Linked DNA regions of Homo sapiens: region 1 is linked to region 2. Evidence: chromatin loops called from intact Hi-C (ENCODE). Cell type or tissue: PC-3. All regions are shown on one strand. Each heading gives the region's core, and the rest is flanking DNA. Links, peaks and the distances in the headings are about the cores only.

The links. A loop is a pair of places that touch in the nucleus more often than their neighbours do. Peaks named below come from ENCODE experiments on the same cell type or tissue, not always from the same donor. Only the 100,000 strongest peaks of a DNase experiment are listed, where the experiment ranks them.
Region 1: a loop joins it to region 2, with 2.1 times the contacts of the local background. A loop is called at or near these places in 8 of 110 quality-filtered maps.

The regions. Positions count from the first base shown.
Region 1 is chr2:173,196,252-173,207,562 of GRCh38, reverse strand. It overlaps MAP3K20 (mitogen-activated protein kinase kinase kinase 20), which reads right to left. Exons shown (of 20, transcript NM_016653.3): 8 at 9,451-9,537; 9 at 3,693-3,767. It overlaps MAP3K20-AS1 (MAP3K20 antisense RNA 1), which reads left to right. Exons shown (of 8, transcript NR_033882.1): 7 at 1-16; 8 at 8,739-9,851. Among named protein-coding and RNA genes, the nearest start is that of MAP3K20-AS1, 80 kb to the left of the region's middle. In PC-3, for the core only: no CTCF peak of the experiment used is centred there; no DNase peak of the experiment used is centred there.
Region 2 is chr2:173,146,468-173,157,778 of GRCh38, reverse strand. All of the region lies in intron 2 of MAP3K20 (mitogen-activated protein kinase kinase kinase 20), which reads right to left. Among named protein-coding and RNA genes, the nearest start is that of MAP3K20, 76 kb to the right of the region's middle. In PC-3, for the core only: no CTCF peak of the experiment used is centred there; DNase peaks (open chromatin) are centred at 4,088, 5,908 and 9,068; H3K4me3 peaks cover 1,071 bases; H3K27ac peaks cover 4,537 bases.

The sequences.
Region 1 (11,311 bases), core at 1,873-9,872, 49 kb before region 2:
CTTTTATCACATAAGGGTAAGATACTACTTCCTATTGAACTTATGACTTCAACTTACTATTATTATTTGTGGAGACGGCGTCTTGCTCCATTGCCCAGGCAGGAGTGCAGTGGTGCAATCTCGGCTCAGTGCAACCTCTGCCTCCCAGGTTCAAGTGATTCTCCTGCCTCAGACTCCCAAGTAGCTGGGACTACAGGAACGCGCCACCACGCCCAGCTAATCTTTTGTATTTTAGTAGAGACGGGGTTTCACTGTGTTGCCTGGCTGGTGTCCAACTCCTGAGCTCAGGCAATCTGCCTGTCTTGGCCTCCCAAAGTGCTAGGATTACAGACGTGAGCCACTGCACGAGACCAACTTATTTTTTTCCCTATTTAGAAATGTCATTTTAGGACCTGAACCAATACCCACCTTTCCTTTTTTTCTCCTTCTCTTCAATAAAATATTTTGAGCACCTGTTGTAAGCCACTAGAAGGACTTGACATTTACCTAATATCAGCTTTCTCTTGCATACATCACCACCCCGCCCCCGACCCTCATTGCAAAAGAACAGCAGTTCTATAGGTGGGCTGAATATTTTAATCTAGATGTTTGTTAATACTCTAAAAATTTAAGGACTTAAAAAAAAAAAAAAAGAAAGTACTTTATTGCTCTACATATGTGCATAGGACTGGCACTAACTTCTGGTTGAATTGCTACGTATTTCTAGCCAGAAAATGGATGTACCACTCAGGAAATTTACTGTGGTCTGGCTACTTCAGGCAACAACAAATTTGGCATCCACTTTCCAAATTGATGTAATGTGCAATAGGCAAATACATGTAACAATTACCTCTACACCCTTATAAAGCTTGCCGTCCATCTAGGAAGAAAATATGTCTTTAAAAATACAGCTGTACCAGGTAAGGCCCAGACTGTGGTTTAGGAAAAGTGCTAAGCCTGGGGTGGGATAAATAGAATAACCAAGGAAGACTTGATGATGAAGTATTCAGAGGAGAAAGTAAAGAAGGAAGAGAACTTGTTTGGGAATGAAAGTATGTAAGGTGTGTCTAGAGGAGATCAGCAGTGAGAGAGTTGGAAATGTGGGCCGTGGCCAGGTATATAACCAAATCAAATACAGGGGACATGTCACTGTTTAATCAGAATAAAATGACATGAATTTAGAAAATAAAAATCAATCTTAAACTTCCTTTATACTTCATGTGGCTGGAATGCAAGATTTCTTTGGTCCTAAAGAAGGGTTAGCTTACTACATTTAAAGACATGCCAGCTGCACAGCTTCAAGACTGGGCCTAATGTTCTTGTTGTGTAAGGTGGATGTACCATAAATGTACATTCTTAGAATTTTAATTAATGTGGTACTGAGTGCTCAATTAAGAAACTCAAAATTTGCTTTGCATACTGAAATCTAATCACAATTATAGAGATCTAGCTGCAATAATCAAATTCAATGCAAATAATTTCAGGCAAAATTTCTATTTATGTATCAGAGAGAAACATATGTCCAAAATGACTTCTACATCACAATGGACATATAACTAGTAAGAAGGGTAGGGAAGGGGTAGTATGATACCATTTTAACAGTATAAAATAAATGTTTTAAAGCAAGCTTGAAAATACGTGCTTATAGTTTCTACTGAACTAGTTGCAAAGTGTAGGCATTTCTCTTAATGCTTAAAAATCCCCATTCTACAAAATCATGTACTAAAAAGGAGCAGGGCAGACCATTCAAAAACCATGCAACTGTGTCATCAAATACTAATAAAAAGAACAACAATCCTAAATAAAATACTAACACAGTTTAAAAAGATTATTCTTTAGTAAAAATAATACTAGGAATATCTAGGACTCTACTTAAAAAAAAGGGTAAGGGAAGTCTAAAGACCAGGAGTGAAAGCAAAGATTTTGCAACATGTACGCAGCACAGTTTGTTGCTGGGAGAACCAGCAACAAATTCTTCCAAGTTAAGCCAAGCCAAGCCAAGAAGGAGCACGTGGAGTGAACAGGCTTCATGGCACTGGTCCCTTGCTGCCTTGTTGGCTGCATTATTACACTTTGTGCTCAGTGCAGAACAATGTGTTGGGAAACATTATGAACCATCAACATGAATTCTGTGTTATACTAACATAGTCCCCAGTCTCCATTCTCACCAATTGCTTCTGAGTTAGTTATTCCCATTAAAGAAACATATTGTAGAAGAACAGAGTATATTTTATGGCCATTCTTCTTGGGGGTCAGATTGGAACAGGGTTTACATTCAGTAAGAAATTTGATTCTTTAGTCTTTCTTTTTAGTCTCTGTTTAAAAGATCAGTTTTAATACCTCTATTTCCACAAAAAACTGGACAAATTTAAACTATAAAACTTTTGTTCCTTTCTTGAGTGTAACTGCTCTCTTATTCTAATCTTTAATCTGTGAGAATATGTTTTATTTTATTTATTTATTTTTTTTTTTTTTTTTTTTGAGACAGAGTCTCGCTCTGTCACCCAGGCTGGAGTGCAGTGGCGCAATCTTGGCTCACTGCAAGCTCCGCCTCCCGGGTTCATGCCATTCTCCTGCCTCAGCCTCCCAAGTAGCTGGGACTACAGGTGCCCGCCACCACGCCCGGCTAATTTTTTGTATTTTTAGTAGAGGTGGGGTTTCACTGTGTTAGCCAGGATGGTCTCGATCTCCTGACCTCATGATCCGCCTGCCTCTGCCTCCCAAAGTGCTGGGATTACAGGCGTGAGCCACCGCGCCCAGCCTATTTTTTATTTTTTAACTCATTATGGAAAATTCCAAAATATACAAAAGTAGAGATAACAATATAATGAACCTCTATATATTATCACTCAGCTTCAAAAATTATCATGGCCAATCCATTTTAATCTATACCATCATCCATTTCCCTTCACTTTGTTTTGAAGCAAATCCAAGACTAGCCTATCATTTCATCTGTAAACATTTCCATATGTATGCGAGAGTCTTTTAAAATGATCTTTGCAGGGAAAGGATATGGGCCATTCATGCTCAAATGTGATAACCACATGAAAGCCTAAGCTTTGGAATTTCTCCAACTCTATTGTGGAGCTCAAAAACATCACTGAAGCTGGACAGGCAGTACATATCAAGATGCTCTAGAAGCGCTACTTTTGTCTGCTCTTTGGCTAGAAAAGCAAAATAGTGCAGTGGTTAAGAGCAGGGACTGTGCCAGACCTAGTTCATGTCCAGCCCTACTACCTACTAGCTGTGTGGCCTTGAGCTCATGATGTAACCTCTGTATGTCTTGGTTCTTCATCTGTTAAATGAGGATAATTGAGGCATCTATTTCATAGAGATATTCTGAGGAATAAATGAGTTAACATACATAAAGTGTTTGGAACAGTGCCTGGCATATTCTAAGTACTGTGTCTTAGCCATCTCAATAGCATATAGGTGCAATAGTTATTACTAAAAATTAAAAACAAAATAATAAAATTATTTATACTGAATTCAGAATGTCAAAGCGTGCTATGAGAATGAGTTAATAATGAGTCTCTAGAGATCAAGATTAAGCAGAATGTCAACAGAAAACCTTAACAGTCAATCTGGGGCTCATAGGAGCATCAATCCAGCTTTGCTTTGTAATGAATTTTATTACCCTAAGTTTTAAAAACTGAAAGCCAAACAAGAGAAATTTCAGAATTCTAAACAATAACAAAAATACATATGTATACCTTGGCATCAGCTTCCCAACACTGATGTAACAGTTCAGCAAAACTTCTGGGGCAACTGCTTGGAATGGTTAATCTCTACAATAGACAGAGGGAAACAAAACAAAATAAAACAGGGATTTATTCATTAATGTCAGCAAACACCGTATCTGAAGGGTCATAATAGAGTTATTTTAAGAACATAAGGCATGAAATTTAAAGCTTCCATTGATTAATATGTGACAAGTGACAATTTATGTTTAGATCTGTAATCTCTAAAGACTCATACTTTTTCTTGAAAGGGAACTGTAGTGAACGGAGAAGTCAGGTTCAGTACAACTAATGCAACAAAACATAAAATATCTAAACAGAACTACAGTAGGAGGGGGCAAGTCGGAACTTAAATATTAAATATAAAACCATATGTCACTGTATGTTTATAGGCAACTTGCGATATATGTAAATAGGCCAGGTAACTAGAAACCAGTTTAGCTTTGGCAGTAGGTATACAACTCTGAAAACATCTGAGCACAGATCACAGAGATAATTTTAAAAACTCTACATTTCTCAGTGGTAAATAAGACATTCTGAACGTATGACTGATTACGGCTTTGTTTTGGTCAAACCCATATACTTTAAGGACCCGATACAACAAAAATTATAATGTGAGGATGGTCCTGTTCTAACATCCTACAGTGGTGCTTCTCATAGAACTTGTGGTGCCTCTATTCCACAGAAGCATTTTGTGTTTGTTTTAGAGACTGGTGGGTTGCAACCGACTTTTAAGTATAACAGGTCAGGAATGCTAGACAATTCAATATACCATACTATCCTGCATAACCAGGAACTCCCCTGTATCCCACAAAATTTCAAATGCCCCATTTACATTCATGTAAGTAAAACAAGCAAACAATGAAGTTTATAATTTTCTGGGCCTAGAATCTAACTCTAACTTACAAATAAACACAAAGTATTCTTTTGAACAGTTTTAAGATACACTGAACTCTGCAGAATGCATCTACCAAATAAAATAAATCAAAGGCTTATTGATTCTTGCATGATTCATAACTTTATCATGATTTCTGACATAACAACAACAGTGCTACTCCCAGTACTGGAGTCGTTAATACAACCCAACTCCATCCGGGTGCATTTGTAGCTGCTGAGTTCTATTTATCCCCTAAAACTGTTCCAAAATCTCCTCTGGTGTGGTCATGCTTGAGCATTTGTACACTGGAAAACATCTTTCATTTATTTCTCTTTTATATTACAGTTAGAGCATTATGTTAACTTACAATATAATGTGTGTAGGTAGTTGTGTTACCTTTGAATTTCACCTCAAGGGAGTGTAAGGGGTTGTTAACATAGTTGTTATAAAATGAGCATTGGGTGTGATGGAGTTGAGAACTGCTGTAATAAGTATTAAGACTTATTCCACAGTTCTGTTTGCCAAAGAAGTTTTGCAAATAAAAAACTTAAAACTGAACTTGGCTGGATTTGGGGGAGGCTATGAGAAGCTAGAAACATAGTTGCCTTGACAAGAAAACTGACAACCTGTATTCTGAATTACAGATAATCCTAAAATCAAAACAAAGTTGAAAAACAAAACAACTCTCTCCAAACTAAAGGCCGTGCTAAGCACTTTCAAACTTCTAGTCTTGTGATTTCACAGAATAGGACAAGATGTATTAAACTGTACTATTATTTTACTGTAAACTGCAGACCTTTTGATGAAGGTTAAAAAAAAATTCAGGTGTTTACTTTTTTAAATATAAAATGGTTGGGGGCTGGGAATTAATAAAAGTAGACTATAATTGCAATTATGCACTTGAATGTACTCTGTAACTAAAAATAATGAGTTTTCGTCAAGGGTAACATTTTTCAGTACAACTGTGTCTCAACATTTTCCTGAGAACTGAATGTGAGCTGGCTGAATATGGAGGATGATCATTTCTGTGATCTTTTCTTACTGAAAAACTGTTTAGATACCACATCGAAGTCATTACACAAGGAAACACAATTATTTTAAATAATCTGACATGGCCAAATATCAGTTAAATCTAGACTCAGACACTTTATGCAATGGATTATTTTGGTGCGTTAAAAAGTACTTTAAAATAGAATTCAAATTATTTAAGTCCTGATTACATAACTGTGGGCATTCCTAATACATGAAAACATTCTGAAATAACCAGATCTTAGCACCAGGTTTGCAATACTACTTAAAACAAATATTTTTAAATAAAAGTTTCAAATTAAAATATTTCCCAATCACTAAATTAGGCATGACATTTTTAAAAGAGCATATTCATTTTTGCACCATTTTCTACATAAGATGTAAAATTTTTTTTAAGTCAAGTTTTTATCTTTTTCTAAAGTATAGTCAAGAACAGTGGATTAAGTCTTATGAAGATTTCTGTTAGTCAAATAGTTTTGTTATTTAGAACAAACACATATGTAAGAATTTAAGTATTTATAAAAATAGAAATTATGCTACCAGAACATTCTGAATGATCACTGATTGAGTACCATGGAAATGACAAAAGCAAATATATCCATCTGTTCCATTTAAAAAATTTATGAGTAATGCCCTCTTAATTTCATGCCTTCTATAAAGGTTCATTGTTTACTTTGTAAAGTTTAGCAGTGCTTTATGAATCTAGTTTTAATAGGATTTAATATTAGAAATATGACTGTTTAAACATCTTATTTTATTATTAAGGGATTAGAAGCAAAGATCTTCAGATATAATTTTTAGAAAGTATTGATTTTTCTATAGATGCAAAAAGTAATCTTAAATGGTGAAAATGAATAAGGTCTATTGTCTGGGTAAGAGTAATGCGCCAATCTCAATTGCCTGGTCTTGACAGTATACTACAGACATGTAAGATTTCACCAGTGAGGGAAGCTGGGTGAAGAGTACACAAATTTCTTTAGTTTTTGTTAATTTAAAAAACTTTTTTGGCCGGGCACGTTGGCTCATGCCTGTAATCCCAGCACTTTGGGAGGCCGAGGCAGGTGGATCACTTGAGGTCAGGAGTTCAAGACCAGCCTGGCCAATATGGTGAAACCCCATTTCTACTAAAAATAAAAAAACTTTTTTGAGTCAGGGTGTCACTCTGTCACCCAGGCTGGAGTGCAGTGGTATGATAATGGTGGCAGCCTTGACCTCCCGGACTCAAGGGATCCTCCTACCTCAGTCTCCCCAGTAGATGGGACTACAGGTATGCACAACCACACCCAGCTAATTTTTTGATTCTTTGTAATATTTTTGCAAACTCCTGTGAATCTATAATTATTTCAAAATAAAAAGTTAAAAAAAAGACAACTCTAATACTTGGATATAGATATTATAGATGACTAGATAACATTTAAAATGTCTTCCTGAACACTTGAACATGTCTTTCTTTATTTAAATGAGGCCTGTTAAAAATACGACTTTCTCTTTTCAACCCATAACCCAAAATATTCAATAGTAAAAATACAGTAAAAGAATTAGAAGTTGAAGGGATTTTGTAAATTATGTTTAAGTCAAAGCCTCAATTTTGTTATGAAATGAAATAAACCCTTGTGAATTATCTTTATGCTATGTCAACAGAATTTATTTTGGAAATGGATACCTCCATTTGTGAGGTGAAATGAAGATACCTTCTTAAATGATGATGTTGAAACTTACATTGAAACTTAATTTCCATATTTTTGACAAATAAATATTGTACAGAATGAGAATAGCAGATAAATATCCTTGTAATACCCAATTTTACTGAAGTTCATTAGAAAGTTGAGAAAATGTATTTCACCATGTAGGCTTTTTTCAACTAACTATTATATTTAATGAATACAGTGTGGGAAGTATTTGAGTAGTCTTCATCAGTTATTAGCTGATCATCAGAACATATCATGAATAAAATAGTAAACTCTACTTTCTGGGATCTCTGGGGAGAAAAAAGACTGCTTCTGCATGTATAATGTTGAAGAGGTTCTGAAGGTTATTCATGGGTGATTCCAATCCTCAAGTCAACTATCCAGGCAGCTTCTAAATTCATTTTTTTCTTCAGCTTTAAAAATCCTTCACGGATACTCCAATGTTTTAAAAAGTGCTTTAAATTTATATCTATTCTGCCACCCTTTAGATATTATTTAAAAATATTAATTATTCTGTCTTATACATATTTGGAGGGTCCAGTTAGCTAAAAAAACAAAAACAAAACAAAATGAAAAAAAAAAAAAAACAACCTTTCTCCTAGTTTATCTTGGAATAGTGCAGAGGGAAAAGATTACACTGAATGTTTTGGTTCCAGAGTCTACACAAGGTCAGTAATTTTCTTTGCTTTCATTTGTAAACCCAGAACAAGATCTCTAATCATCTTACTGGCAAAAGAAATACAACAGAAACAAGTGTTTCCTCATATGACGACAATATCAGTCATCCTGTGTGTAAGATCTTATTTAATAGCACATGAGGAATTACTATCACTTTTAATTAAAACAGAACAGCTCCTGTGAAACAATGAGTAAGGCACATTCTTGCATATAACTCCTTTTCATTTCTTAAATTGGCAGCTCTTTCCCATCAGTTTCAGCTATCATCAACATTTCATCCACTCCCAATGAATCAGGAGGAAAAATTATATGGTAACTCTGGATTATGTGATCTAAAAGATGGAAACTTGGTTTCTCCTAGTCAATAGCAGCTTTTTGATTAATCTAGTTTGTTCCTGCATTCACCTGGGAAGCAGATGAATCTAATTCTTTTAGAGCATTAAAAGGGAATATTTTTATATATTCACCTTTTTGCAAATTATTTTATTCTAAGGTTGCAGTCTTACCCTTTGTGGAGAGCACAGATAAGATTTGGAAATGAAGAAGTTTTGTGAAATAAAGTAGTTTTGCATTGCAAAGACAACTGCTTGCTTCCATTACATGATCTAAGTTCTCATAATACCTTGATATTGGATGCTTCATCCTTATGCTGAGAATTTCCATGGCTGTGCGTTTCAGTCACAATTTTAAACCTTTCAAAATGTAGTTGCTCTCTTTGATATGAATGTACCATGTTCTCTGATGTAGGCTCATAGGTCCAACTAACTGAAAGCCTCAATTTGTGGGAAGAAGAGAAGCGAGGCTGGGGACACAGCACAAACGGTGTTTACGCCACTGAAGTTCTTTTGAAATGGAAAGGCTCTGCATGAAGAAGCGAACAGTTATGCCACTGCCTCGCCAATTCCAGTGAGGAGCTCATCTTCAATGTAGTGTTCAACGTAGGTGGCAAAACTGTAATTTTTCCCTTTTTTGAAACTATTTTTTCTTCTTTTATTTTTGAAATTCTCATCTAAGCGACAGTTTCTTGTACTATAGTGACTCCTGCTGGGAGAGGTAAGTTGAAGTAGCTGAAGGTCTCTTACAGATATATCAACTCCCGGCCAGTAAAAAAGATGTCCTAAACGCAGGAGATGGAGTTAAACTGTTCCCCTACCTTGGACGCAATGGCTTCTTTCATCACTAAGAACAAACCCCTAGGTTTTACAATTGAGACTGAGAAACTAGTACAGTACTTGTACAATTTTTGATCTACAGCATCACGACGTGAAGCTGCAACAATTAGATGTAAAGGGTCCATTCATGAGGAATAACATCACTTTGACCCTTTGTGTTAGCTCCTACTGCTAATCTTTCCATAAGCGTGAACTTACTTTCAATTTGAAGAAGATGAAAAAGTCTTTTGCAAAACCCCAATACTGTTTTCTGATCTATGTACCTGAATGGAGAAACGTAGTCTTACCTCGTTTTTTTCCACTACAAGCCAAGCTACTTGTAATCCTTCCAAACCTTTAAAGGGGACCTCCCTTGTTAGCATCTCCCAGAGAACCTGGAACAAAAAGAAAATGGAATTTTTATTTTTGTACTTTATATTTTTTGGTACATATTACTGAGACCTTATCTAACATGTAATTGTATCTAATTACCAGACACAACCAACCCCAACTGTAGAAACTTGGGCAAAACAATTAAGCACACAACTTCTTCTATATATTAAATACTTTTTACGTTCTTTTTTATAAAGAAAAAACCTGGTTTAGAAATTAGGACATCTAGAGCCAGACTTAAAATTTTATGAAACCAATGGGCCTGACTGATTTAATGTCATCTCATAAATTATCAGAATTTTTATGTTCTCACAAATTAGATTGTATATTTTGTTAGTTAAAACTCGTTCTACCTTCAATTTCTGATACATTTGTCTAGGAAATAATAACTGGGAATTCAACAATATTTTAAAAGGTTCAATAATGGTCTCATCAAAAATAACTGAGCCCCAAATCCAAATCACTGGCTAACCTACCTACCCCACAATGGTAGATACTTGCAAAATTGTAATATTTAGATTTTACAAGTTACATTTTAGATTTTGGAGAAATCTCCCGCAAAATGAGTCGGTCTAAGGGATCTATTTTCATCTACCTACAATATAATCTATTATACCATACTCTAAGATGTAATAAACACTTTCTATACATATAAGCTGACTATGTGAAAGTGAGCTTATGTGTGTGTTCATCTTTGTGCAGTTCTTGAGATCAGTATGATTATTAAATCTGAGTGGAATGCCCAAAGAAAGCAAATTGATGCTAGGAATACTGCTGATTTTGGGTTCTCTTGAAACACTGAGTAATGGAGATTTGTATACTATGTTACTTTTCCCTGTTTATACAAATGGAGTTCAAAAATGTGAGTCTACCAATACTCTGTAAAGTGCAAAAACAATTCTAGTTTTATCAGTAATAGTCCTAATAATAAAAACCACCACCGCTTATTGAGTACTTATTATATTCCAGATGCCCTTTTCATATATTACCATGATTAATAGCAATCCTACTGGATACATCTTACCCTTATTTTATAGGTGAGGTAACTATTTAAAAAGTTAAAAAAAAAAAACTTGCCCAAAGACAGTCAGTTATCCAGTGACAGAGCCAGACTATGAACCTGCTGGCTCACCCCAAAGGTCAGGCTCTTGACTCCTTTTAATGTGAGTGAAGGGAAAGTGACAGTACTTGAGAGAATGCGACAGGCCCTGTCTTAGGTATGGCGCCCTGGGAGAAGCAGGAAGAGAACCAGTGGCTTCGACTCAGATTTCCCTTGTTTTAAAAACAAAAGCTCATTTCTAATAGGAACGTAGATGGAGCACACATACTCTCTAGTCAAGCAAATCATAGAAACCTTTCACTCCATATCCACTATTTCCTCAGCCAGTGCTCAGTCTCATTTCAACCATAACACAGTAAATGAATTCTGGCTAATACGAAGATAATTAGCAGGAAAATCAGGGAAATTGGCAGATGCTGCTCAAGCAGGAGAAAAAAAATTCACTGAAGCCTCTTTGGGCTTTTAATCAAGTGTGTAAGGTACTCCTTTAGAGGAGCTACTGAATAATTCTATTTGAGTCACACAAGTGATTAGGAAAAGGTAAGGGGCATCCCACAAGGGGACAATTCTAGTGAACACCACACGTAAAGGAAGGGTGACAGAACAGGTATGCAATCACCCTGACCTACACAGGGAGGGAGGCTGGGCAGCAAGAGGGCTGAGCAGGAAATGGAGCCCCTCATTTGGCTGCAATTACCACTCCACAGGGGGCTAGG
Region 2 (11,311 bases), core at 1,425-9,424:
AGGCACTAGGCCATCAGGCCAACCAGCATCAACCAATTTTATAGCTAATAAAACCAGTTAATTGCACAGCAGGAGGCACTCTCTCTATGCAAAAATTACATGGTTAGAAATTTTGAGCAACTCTCACAATCTGATTAGCTAAGTGCTTTATAATATTACTCTCCAGTGAAACAGAGTTTGATTATTTACATCCCATAAGAGAAATGTTTGCCATATTTATTATGGAAATCTACAAAATCATTTAAAAGAATTTAGCAAATTTAATTTTAAAAGAGTCTGAAAGTCCTTTAACATCTTTTAGACTCCAATTAGACAGTGTCTTGAACACTTGGATTCTTCAGCTACATTAATGATTTTACTGTTTTGGGGTTCTGTCAGCACAAACAGTAACTAAAGGCATATGGGTGATAGCTGGCAGATAGTTTTAGTTTTATTAATTGCAAAAAAAAAAAAAAGGTACCAAACCCTAACTAATACATAGTAAAGATAATCTGGAATCATAGAATATTAAGAATGGAAGGGATTTGAAGTCTTTCAGTCTTTTTCTTTCTAGTCCTCAACTACAATCCCACTTTAAGGCAACTCCACTCTTAAAGGCAAAAGATCACTTCTCCCCTAATGGCTTGATGAACAGATCGCCTCCATTTGAATGAACTGTCTCATACTTAATAACCATCACTCCAGCCACCATCTTTCCTTTCGCTAACAAAGGAGTCAAAAGGGACACCCATATTTTCACCTGCACAGGGGTTGGTGCCCCTAACCCCTGCATTGTTCAAGGGTTGACTGTATTTTATAGTGTATCTCAAATTGCAGTCTTTAAAAGAAGATTCCAGGTGTCCATAGATTCACAGATCCTTGATGGCCCCTGAAACCAAAACTCAAAGAAACACTGGCCTAATCAAAGGGTTACCTCTTGGTTTCCCATCTGTACATACAAATACTATTTCCTTGACTTTGTCTACGCCAGGAACTTTCACCAGCATTCTACTTTAGCTCCTTATGACCATCTCTTAGGTAATGGTACCAACAGTGGTCTGTTAGGAACCAGGTCGCACAGCAGGAGGTGAGCAGCTGGCGAGCGAGCATTCCCGCCTGAGCTCCGCCTCCTGTCAGATCAGAGGCAGCATTAGATTCTCAGAGGAGCACAAACCCTATTGTAAACTGCACATTCAAGGGATCTAGGTTGCACGGTCTTTATGAGAATCTAATGCCTGATGATCTGAGGTGAAACAGTTTTATCCTGAAACCATCCCCCACCACCGCCCTATCTGTGGAAAAACTGTCTTCCACAAAACCAGTCCCTGATGCCAAAAAGGTTGGGGACTGCTGTCTTAGACCCTTTCATTACCCAGCCACCTCACTTAGAAACCCTTCTCTGACCTCAATCTCTTATGCTTACTCCCATGAAATCAGCTCTTCGGTTGACCAGGTTGAGGCTTCTAGTCCCTCAATTCCTTTCTAATAAATGGGGTTCTACTAAAAGAAACAGAGATCCAAAATAACAGTGCTTTAAACAAGATAGAGTTTTATAACAAATCAGTCTTGAAATAATAAAATGTCTCAAAACACGAAGGCTGAAAGAATCCCAATATGGCAGCTCAACAATTCATTATTCTACCATCCTTAGCACTGGCTTACATCCTCGAGGTTGTGTGGTGGTCCCAGTGTAACCCCTGAAGTTCCAAACCGTTAAATTTACATTCCAGGCAGCAAGAAGGAAAGTACACCAGGGTGTCCTCTTAGGTCAGCTTCTTTTAGAGAGCTTTCTCAGCAATCTCATCTAGAAAGTTCTGCCTATATCTCATAAATGAGTTCTATTTTCAGGAAGGGCTGGGAAATGTAGTTTTAAGCTGGGTATAGTGGCACATCTAACAATACAGGAATCCTAAGGAAGATGAGGAGAATATTACTGTGTAAGCAGCTAATAATTAATGCCATATCTATCAAGCTATCAGAGATCAAGGTTCCGTTTAATGGAAGAGTCGCTAGGGTACCACAACAACATTTTGCACTCCTTGGTCAAATAATCCCAAAACATACTTGCCAAAACCCTAAAGTTCCAGTCCCCATGCTACCAATCTCTAAGTATGGAAAAAAATCCAATAATTACCTTTCTATGCCCCTCAGTACTTTCAGATAAGCTTTTCTGACAGATCTGTACTGAAACAGTTAACATGGTGTAGTTATGATCTGTACATTTATTGAAAGCTAAAGGATGAAAGCAATCATTTTGAGTATCTCCAGTTAGTTTCCTCTTTCACTCTCCATTCAACATTCACCCAACAAATATTTATGAAGTATATATGATGTGCCAGGCACTATTTTTTGGCGCTAAGGACAGTGGTGAACAAGACAGCAAAACCTTTTTCCTCATGGAGCCTACTATCTAGCTGGAAAAGACGGACAATAATATCAAGAAATATACAAGATAATTTTCATGAGTAAGCTACAACACACCTCAGCTCTTCTCATGTCTTCTAGTACTCTTGCTTTTTCATCCTCAATAGATTACTATGAATACTCTCACATTAGGGAAACTATGAATACTCTCACATTAGGGAAACTGGTAGAACTCAGCACTCCTACCTTACACCTACGCCTTTCTTTCTGTCTCAGAGAAAAATGTACCCCTCCCCTTCCCCAGATTTTACCTCCCCCTCTTCTCTCAGGATATCGCTCTCCATCAATATTCTTTCTGAAATATTCCATCTCTTTCTAGTTCCATCCTCTAGGCCTAAGAAAATGTTTTTCATCTCTCCAAAAAATAACTTTTCTTGACCCTTCCCTCCTTCTCAAACTACTTTCCTGAACACCAAAACTTCTTGAAATAATACTTTACACCACGTTCCATTTCCTCACTTTCTATTGGCACCCTAATCCCATTATATTTGGTTGGATTTCTATAGTAATGCTAAAGTTTCCCTAAGTAACTTGGAATTCTGATCTTTTCTTTCAAGTATCCTATATAGGTTATAGTCTGAGTTTTAACATTAAATGTAACCATGCCTCTCCTTAACATTCTGATATTGTCCTTAGTATCTACATTATTTTATATATTGATACGAATTAAAACAAGGATGGCAGAGTGCATCAGAGTGCTGGAAGTCAAATAAAAAGAAATAAACTCCTGCTATCAAGGGCTTACCCACTATTATGGGAAAAATAAAAGTACCTATTAACAAGATGCCACATAACAACCATCAGAAGTACAAAACACGTGAAGGATCTGTATTAAAATTAGGGAAGTTGGGAGGTAATGGACAGTGTCAACTAGACCATGAAGAATGGATTAGGCTGGGCACGGTGGCTCATGCCTATAATACCAGCACTTTGGGAGGCTGAGGCAGGTGGATCACCTGAGGTCAGGAGTTCAAGACCAGCCTGGCCAACAGAGTGAAACCCCATCTCTACTAAAAATACAAAAATTAGCCAGGTATGGTGGCACACGCCTATAGTCCAAACTACTCGGGAGGCTGAGGCAAGAGAATTGCTTGAACCTGGGAGGCAGAGGTTGCAGTGAGCCGAGATCATGCCACTGCACTTCAGCCTGGGCAACAGAAAAAGATCCCATCTCAAAAAAAAGAGAATGGATTCCATTTGGGTTCATAGCTGGGACGGGGTGCATGCCTGAGAAACGGCAGCACTTTAGTTTGGCTAGAATGTGGTGTAGTGATAGGGTAACAGGCAGGTAATGGAATTGCTAACACACAGCAGTGTGACTGCTAACATATGCCAAGCTGATATTTATGTCAAATTTCGGTGGGAGTGACTCCTAAAAAGCAAGAAAACAAACAGTCGACTCTCTGTATCTGCGGGCTCCATATCCGTGGATTCAACCGACTACAGACCTAAAATATTGGAAAAAATTTAAAAATAACAATACAACAATAAAAAATAATACAAGTAAAAATATGTGATAAGAATTACTTACAGAGCATTTACATTGTAATATGTAGTATGAGTAATTAGAGATGATTTATACAGGAGGATACATGTAGGTTCTGTGCAAATACTACATCATTTTATACAAAGGACTTAGGCATCCACAGATTTTGGTATCTAGGAAATCCTAGGACAAATCTTCTGCAGATACCGTGAAATGACTAATTCTTAGGTTTACTTCAAAGAAATCTTCCAGGATCAGCAAGGCCTACAGAGGTAAAAGAATCACTACTTTCCCATAAGTTAGAACTTAAAGGTCATCTGCTCCAGTTGTCTAATGAAGTAACCCTCTTAGTAATATTCTAAGAAACAGGCATCCTACTGACTGAACACTTCCAGTGACAGATGAACACCAGGGAAACAGTGATGCATTGTTGGAAATTTGGAAATGATCAACCTACTAAATGGGTGTCAGCAGAGACATGTCAAGTCATCCTAAAGTGAAAGACCCTTTCAGGCCATGAGGATGGAGAATAACTTGATAGAAAGTTTTAACATATTTAATAAAATTGTGTGAGTATTCAGAGGTAGTCACGGACAGTCAGTTACAAAGACTTAGAGAAAAGTTAAAGAGATGATAAGCCCTAACAGGGGAGGGGTGAAAATGGGAGGCGTAACAACTTCTCCAGTAAGGTGGGCCTCCTGTTGAAGGGTAGGTAAATCGATTATCAGCTGAATGTGGTATCAGAACATATTCAAATCCTATTACTAACTGCTCTTGCTCTGAATTCACATTCATAAAGCAATCTTTTATAAGTTTGTTTCCCATACACCTTATCTAAAAATAGAAAACTTAGAGATTAGCAATATGGTTTAATTATTTAGTCTCAATCAAATTATATGTGATTTAGCATCCCTGAGAGTCCATTCAACTCTGAACTCTTAAGATTAAATTTCCAAATGCATAAATCAGAAGCCACTTCAACAGGGACCTGTTTGGGCAGCTACCAGCATTCCCTAGAGTGTGCCTTCACTATATTCTTGGGAGCCTCAAATCTCCTAAAGTAGGAAACTATTTTTCAAAATAGCCTATTCTACTTCTACTATGTCAAATTACTAGAGTTGACCTACGTAACTTGTGGTGCAAGTCTTGATCTTGCTTGCTGTATCTATTTCAGCTCAGATTTTTATCTCCTTATTTCTAAATACCGTCTCACCCCAAATTCTAGTTTTTCTCTTTGCTTGAAGATTCAGCGGGGTGTCCTTAATCTGACTGTCACTCTACTTAACACCTTACTATCTTTGAGCAGAAAGGTTTTTTTAAAAGGGCTCCTTTAAGAGCATTCGATAAGTGGTAATTAACAACACTGTAACTGGTCCATTCTTCCATGCCTGTTGACTGAAGCAGTGTTTGTGTAACAAATACATTTCATGCAACAAAGCTTAGAACCTAGGGGAGATCAGAGACAACAGGCTTCAATCTGTATTCTGAGTTCTCCAGGTAGAACTCTTCCCATGTAACAGCCTATAATCATCACTAAAAGTCCCAGACAAAATAATCCGAGATTTTCTGAATACTGCTTATCAGCTAAATATGACCTTCAAGAGACAAGAATCGTTCTGCATGTAAACAAATATAAACCTGGTGATGACTGATGCAATATACCAATCTACATCAGAGCAACATTCTGGCAGCCTGAGACATTTATTAACAAAATACACAGAAGGTCATTGCTGAACTGAGCTGAGATGTAGTGGTCCAACAGTGAGCCCAGAGATGAAGAAAATAAATTAGAACATCAACATGTTTTCCAGGAGATAAAAAATCATGGGCTATGAAGCATGAGAGTATAGACCCTGTTAAGAGCCTATAGAAAGGTATATAAAATTTGAGACAGATGAGGCAGACCACATAGTTTATTATAATTCTTTTGCAATGAATGAATGTAATAACTGTGGAGTTTCAGAAGTTGTAAGCTGAGTACAATCTGACTCATACATTACAATAGCTGACACCTATGGAGCATTTCCTGTGTCTCAACACTGGCTCATCACTTTACATACATTAACTCATTTAGTCCATAGCAGAAATACTGTTATTCCAGTGTGTCACTAAGAAAGTAAGGAACAGAGAGGTTAAGTAACTTGGTTATATAGCTGAGAAGCAGTGAAGCCAAAATTCAAACGAGGCAATCTGGCTGCAAAGCCTATGAATTCAATCATGACATAGGAATATAAATTCTCAAAATCACATAGATGTACATGCCTGCACATTTCGATAATGTTACATATAAATAAACACCTATTACTAGACATATGCCTAGGCCTTTGTATACAGTAAATGTTCTAACATATTTAGTAGTAGTTGATCTGAGTATGGAAGCAACTTTAAGATCACAATCAAGACACCTGCATTCTAGGCTGGCTTCTGATACTGAATGACTGTGTGACTTGGGGCGTCAGCTTATCTATTGATAAAATGTCAAAATGTGGAAGTAAAAGGGACAGATGGAATGATCTAGTCTCTTCAAGTCTAACATTCTGACTTAAATCTAATTTAACTGGTATAGGGTGGGGCTCAGGCATGGGTGCTTCTTAGAAGCTTCCCAGCTTCCAAGGTGAGTCTAATATGTAGCCAGGATTCTCTGAGTAACTGTCAGAGGGTTTTCCACAACAGCTGTTTCATTTTACATTCCCCTCAGAAGGGTTTGTGGGTTCTAACTTCTCTACACCCTTGCCAACACTTGTTATTGTCTAATAACAAGTGAGTGGTTCTGTGGCAAGCTAAACTGTAGCCTAGTTGCCTTGGAGTCTGAAAACCCTGGAGCTAAATTTCAGCTCTATCATGTATGAGCTGTGTGGTCTTCCAGGTCTCTCAATTAAGTGTGTTCTTTATATGTAAAATAAAACCAGTATCCACTTAACACAGTTACAAGGACCAAACTCCCATGTAAAGTACATGCTAGGCGCATGGTTTTCCTCAATAAATGTTAGCTGCTAGAAATTGTACCTACATTAAAACAATTTTTTTTGGCCGGGTGTGGTGGCTCACGCCTGTAATCTCAGCACTTTGGGAGGTCAAGGCGGGCGGATCACAAGGTCGAGTTCAAGACCAGCCTGACCAACACGGTGAAACCCCGTCTCTGCTAAAGATATGAAAATTAGCCAGGTATGGTGGTGTGTGCCTGTAATCCCAGCTACCCAGGAGGCTGAAGCAGGAGAATTGCTCGAACCCGGGAGGCAGAGGTTGCAGTGAGCCGAGATCACCCATTGCACTCCAGCCTGGGTGACAGGACAAGACTTTGTCTCAAAGAAAAAAAATTTTTTTAAGGATATGCAGAACTGAACTCGGATACACAGAACATCAGCCTGAACAATCAATTGCTGGAAAACAGATCCACAGACTGACAGCAATAGCACTCTCTCTTTTATGAGAGAAGAGGCTGAAACAACCCTGTGTAGGACACTGACCACAAATCAAAGAGAATCTAGAGAATAGAGCGTTGGAAAAGTGTTAGAACACATGTCATCCTGCATAGTCAGGTCAGGCCACAACTGGCAAAAGAATCTAAATCCAAAGACCAAGATATACTGAGATGACCACAAGCTGTTAGTAAGCCTTGTTCTGCAAGCTTCCAAATAAATCTCTTAAGTCACCCTGCTATTTTAAAAAATAAATTGCCATGTTGACAGAAATTGAACATCACTTCTCTTTTCCACTTACAGGATATGGAATCTGGCGTACCATCTTTAGACTCACAATCACCACATTTGCAGAACAAATCTGAATTTGATGGGGGCAATTCTTGTGTTTCTATTTTCTGTCCATTCACAGATTTCTGTGTCAGAGATCACAGAAGACACCACTACACTACTATTCTTTTTCAAAACTACTGCCTTTGGGCATTAGCCATCATTCATCATATCATCTCTATACACTCCCTAAATGAGATTTCAACAGTTGGACTGGTTTAATCAAATGGGCCCCAAAATATGTACTGTATTCTCCATTCAAATATGGAAGTCAATAGTCACTTGAAGTCAACAGGAAACATATTTTTGAGTTATTTGTCCAGTAGTGAGAATGAATGGCAATGATCTCTTAACTGTAAAATGAAAGTATCACCTCTCAACCCTCGAAAGGCTGTGGGGAGGATGCGCGGAGATGACGTAGGCAGAAAGCAGTGCATTCTTCCTAAGGCAGTACTCCTCAGTACTCAGCACTCAGGTAAGAATGCAAGGACTCCAGTTTAGGTCCTGGTCTTTTACCACCTCCCCCCTGTGCTATTGAGCAAGGTTCTCAGCCTTTCCAAACAGTACAAATCTGGGGAATGAGGATAATGAGACTTGCATTGACTAGATCATAAGGGTTTTTTTTAAAAAAAAATAAACTTTTTTATTTTGGAGTAATTTTAGATTCAGAGAAAAATATAGGAGTGTTCCCATATACCCCTCACCCATTGTTAACATCTTATGTTACTATATATAGTACATTACTATTAACTAAGCTCCAGACTTTGGATTTCACCATTTTCTCCACTAATGTCCTCTCTGCATTTCAGGATCCAACCCAAGGTGCCACACTGCATTTAGTTGTCATGTCTCTTTAGTCTACTCTGGTCTCATATTCACAGGGTTTTTATAAGAATCAAATAAATACAAGAACACTTTGTACAGTGAAAAGTACCATGAGAATACACTTTACTATTCTTATGCATTAAATGAGTACATCCATGTAAAGCACCAGGAAAACTGCCTGTCACATATTAAGCTCCAAATATTGATTTCAGCACTATCATTATAAATATTTCTACCTATCCTACATTGTGATCAATTCTATACGTCTACAACAGATGTCTGGGGTTCAAAATTCCTTCTATGACCACAGATTTTATTTTCAGTGTAGGAAGTCAGCTTTATAGAATCAGCCCTTGACCAGATTTTTGTAAACACCTGGCTCAATCTGGGAGAGCAGGAAACAGAAGAAGAGGCAGAGTGAAGGCAGAGGTATTAATGGAACCTCAGGACCCACTTAGGTTTCCCTTCATCATCGAACATCAATCTCACACCTCAGAGCTATACAGTCAAAGAAGTGAAGAACTCTGCCAAATTTGGCAAACCATGAAATTCAGTAAGGGACATTCCATAGAGATCAGCAAAATAACAAATACCCACACATTTCCTGTTAAACAATCTGCACACCGCTTCCAGGCATCGTCAGGAGGTTGGAGCGACCTGGGGTGGAAGGAGGCAGGGAAGGGATGCTTTTCTTTATCCCTCAGTGGACCAGCTGGTTAACTCTGCCCCTTTCTTGTCTTTCCTGCTGTCCTAGATTTAGCAAGGTGTTTATGAAGGTCTGCTCAAGGGCCAATTCTATAAAGCATGACCAGGACCCATTCTACTCACACCACTCATCCTAAGGATATCAGGAGATAGTGGAATAAATTCCAAGTCCCTTTCGAATAGTAAAATAAAGAACATGTTCTGGCACTTAACCTAGACTGAAAGCCATGAAACAGCCTACCTCTCATAGCATAAAATTTTACCAGAAAGTGGTAACAAGAAGGTTTTCTAACCCAAGAGCAAGGGAGAATACTAAGAGATTTCAGTACAGAGGCCAAAAACATGTCCACTTAAGGGTATGTTTGTTAAACCCATTAAAATTATGTAATGTTAGCCAACAAAGACAGACGAGAACTGGTGTGAGGGGGGACAGGGGAGGATAAAGGGGCAGAGAGTTGGGTAGAGGCATAAGAAACAGTGTATTCCTTCCATCTTGTAGGATTAACTTCAGAAAAACCATACTAACAAAAATCCAGAAAATTTATTTTTGAGTCTTTCTGTGAGGCCACTTATGGATAATGCTTCTCGGTCAAAGTCAGATTTTCAGAGAGGTCAGGATATAAGCATATTAACAAACAAAATCAGACAACTTTTTTAAAAATCCTTTTTGGGGCCAGTTACAGACAATGCTTCTTGGCCAAATTCATATTTTAAAAAGGCTGGAGTGGCCGGGCACGGTGGCTCATGCCTGTAATCCCAGCACTTTGGGAGGCTGAGGTGGGTGGATCACGAGATCAAGAAATCAAGACCATCCTGGCCAACATGGTGAAACCCTGTCTCTACTAAAAATACAAAAATTAGCCGGGCGTGGTGGCAGGCGCCTGTAGTCCCAGCTACTCAGGAGGCCGAGGCAGGAGAATCACTTGAACCCGGGAGGCGGAGGTTGCAGTGAGCCGAGATCGTGCCACTGCACTCCAGCCTGGCAACAGAGTGAGACTCCGTCTCAAAAAAAGAAAAAAAAGGCTGGAGTTTGTTGGTATACTATTTTGAGTCAAAATTAAAAACAGTATACACTGTGGCAGATGCTGCTGGTTGCATTCTATTTTGTTTAGAATAGCAATATGCACCCCCAAAATTTCATTTCCCAACCCCACTTGAAGCTAAATGTGGCCATATGACATATCCTGGCTAATAAGATGTAAGAAGTTATTATCTACATACAAAAAAATAAAGTTAGATCCCTTCCTCAAAACAGACAAAAAATGAATCACACACATGAATGTATGAGCTAAAACTATAAAACTCTTAAAAGAAATTTAGAAGTAAATCTTCATGACCTTAGGCAAAGCCCTCTTAGATATGACAACAAAAGCACAAGCAACGAAAGTTAAACTGAATGCCCCCAAAATGAAGAACGTTAGTACTTCAATAGATATTATCAAGAAAGTGAAAAGACAACCCACAGAATAGGGCAATAAATATTCATAAATCACACACCTGATAAGGGACTAGTATGTGGAATATATACAAATTCTTACAACTCAATAACAAAAAGATAAATAATTGAATTAAAAATAGGCCAAGAATTCAAATAAGTATCCAAAGAAGATATCTACAAATGGCCACTAAGTATAAGGAAAGATGCTGACCGTCATTATTCATTAGGGAAATGCAAATCAAAACCAGAACTAGAAACCACTTCACACCCACTAGGATGGTTATAATTAAAAAGACAGAGAATAACAAGTGTTGGCAAGGGTGTAGAGAAGTTAGAACCCACATACCCTTCTGGGAGGAGTGTAAAATGTAACAGCTGCTGTGGAAAACCCTCTGACAGTTACTTAAAGAATTAAAGAGTTACCATGTGACTCATCACTTCTACTCTTAGGTATATATACTCAAGAGAATTGAGAATACACGTCCACAAAAATCTTGTATACAAAGACCACATGGTTTTAAATTCTATTTATATGAAATGTCCAGAATAGGCAGATCTCTGGAGACAGAAAGTAGACGAGTGGGTGTCTTGGGTTGGGGACTTGAGGAGAACTGGGAAATGATGCTTGATGAATATGGATTTCTTTTGGAGGTGATAAAAATATTCTAAAAGTGATTGTGGTGATGATTTCATAACCGTGAATAT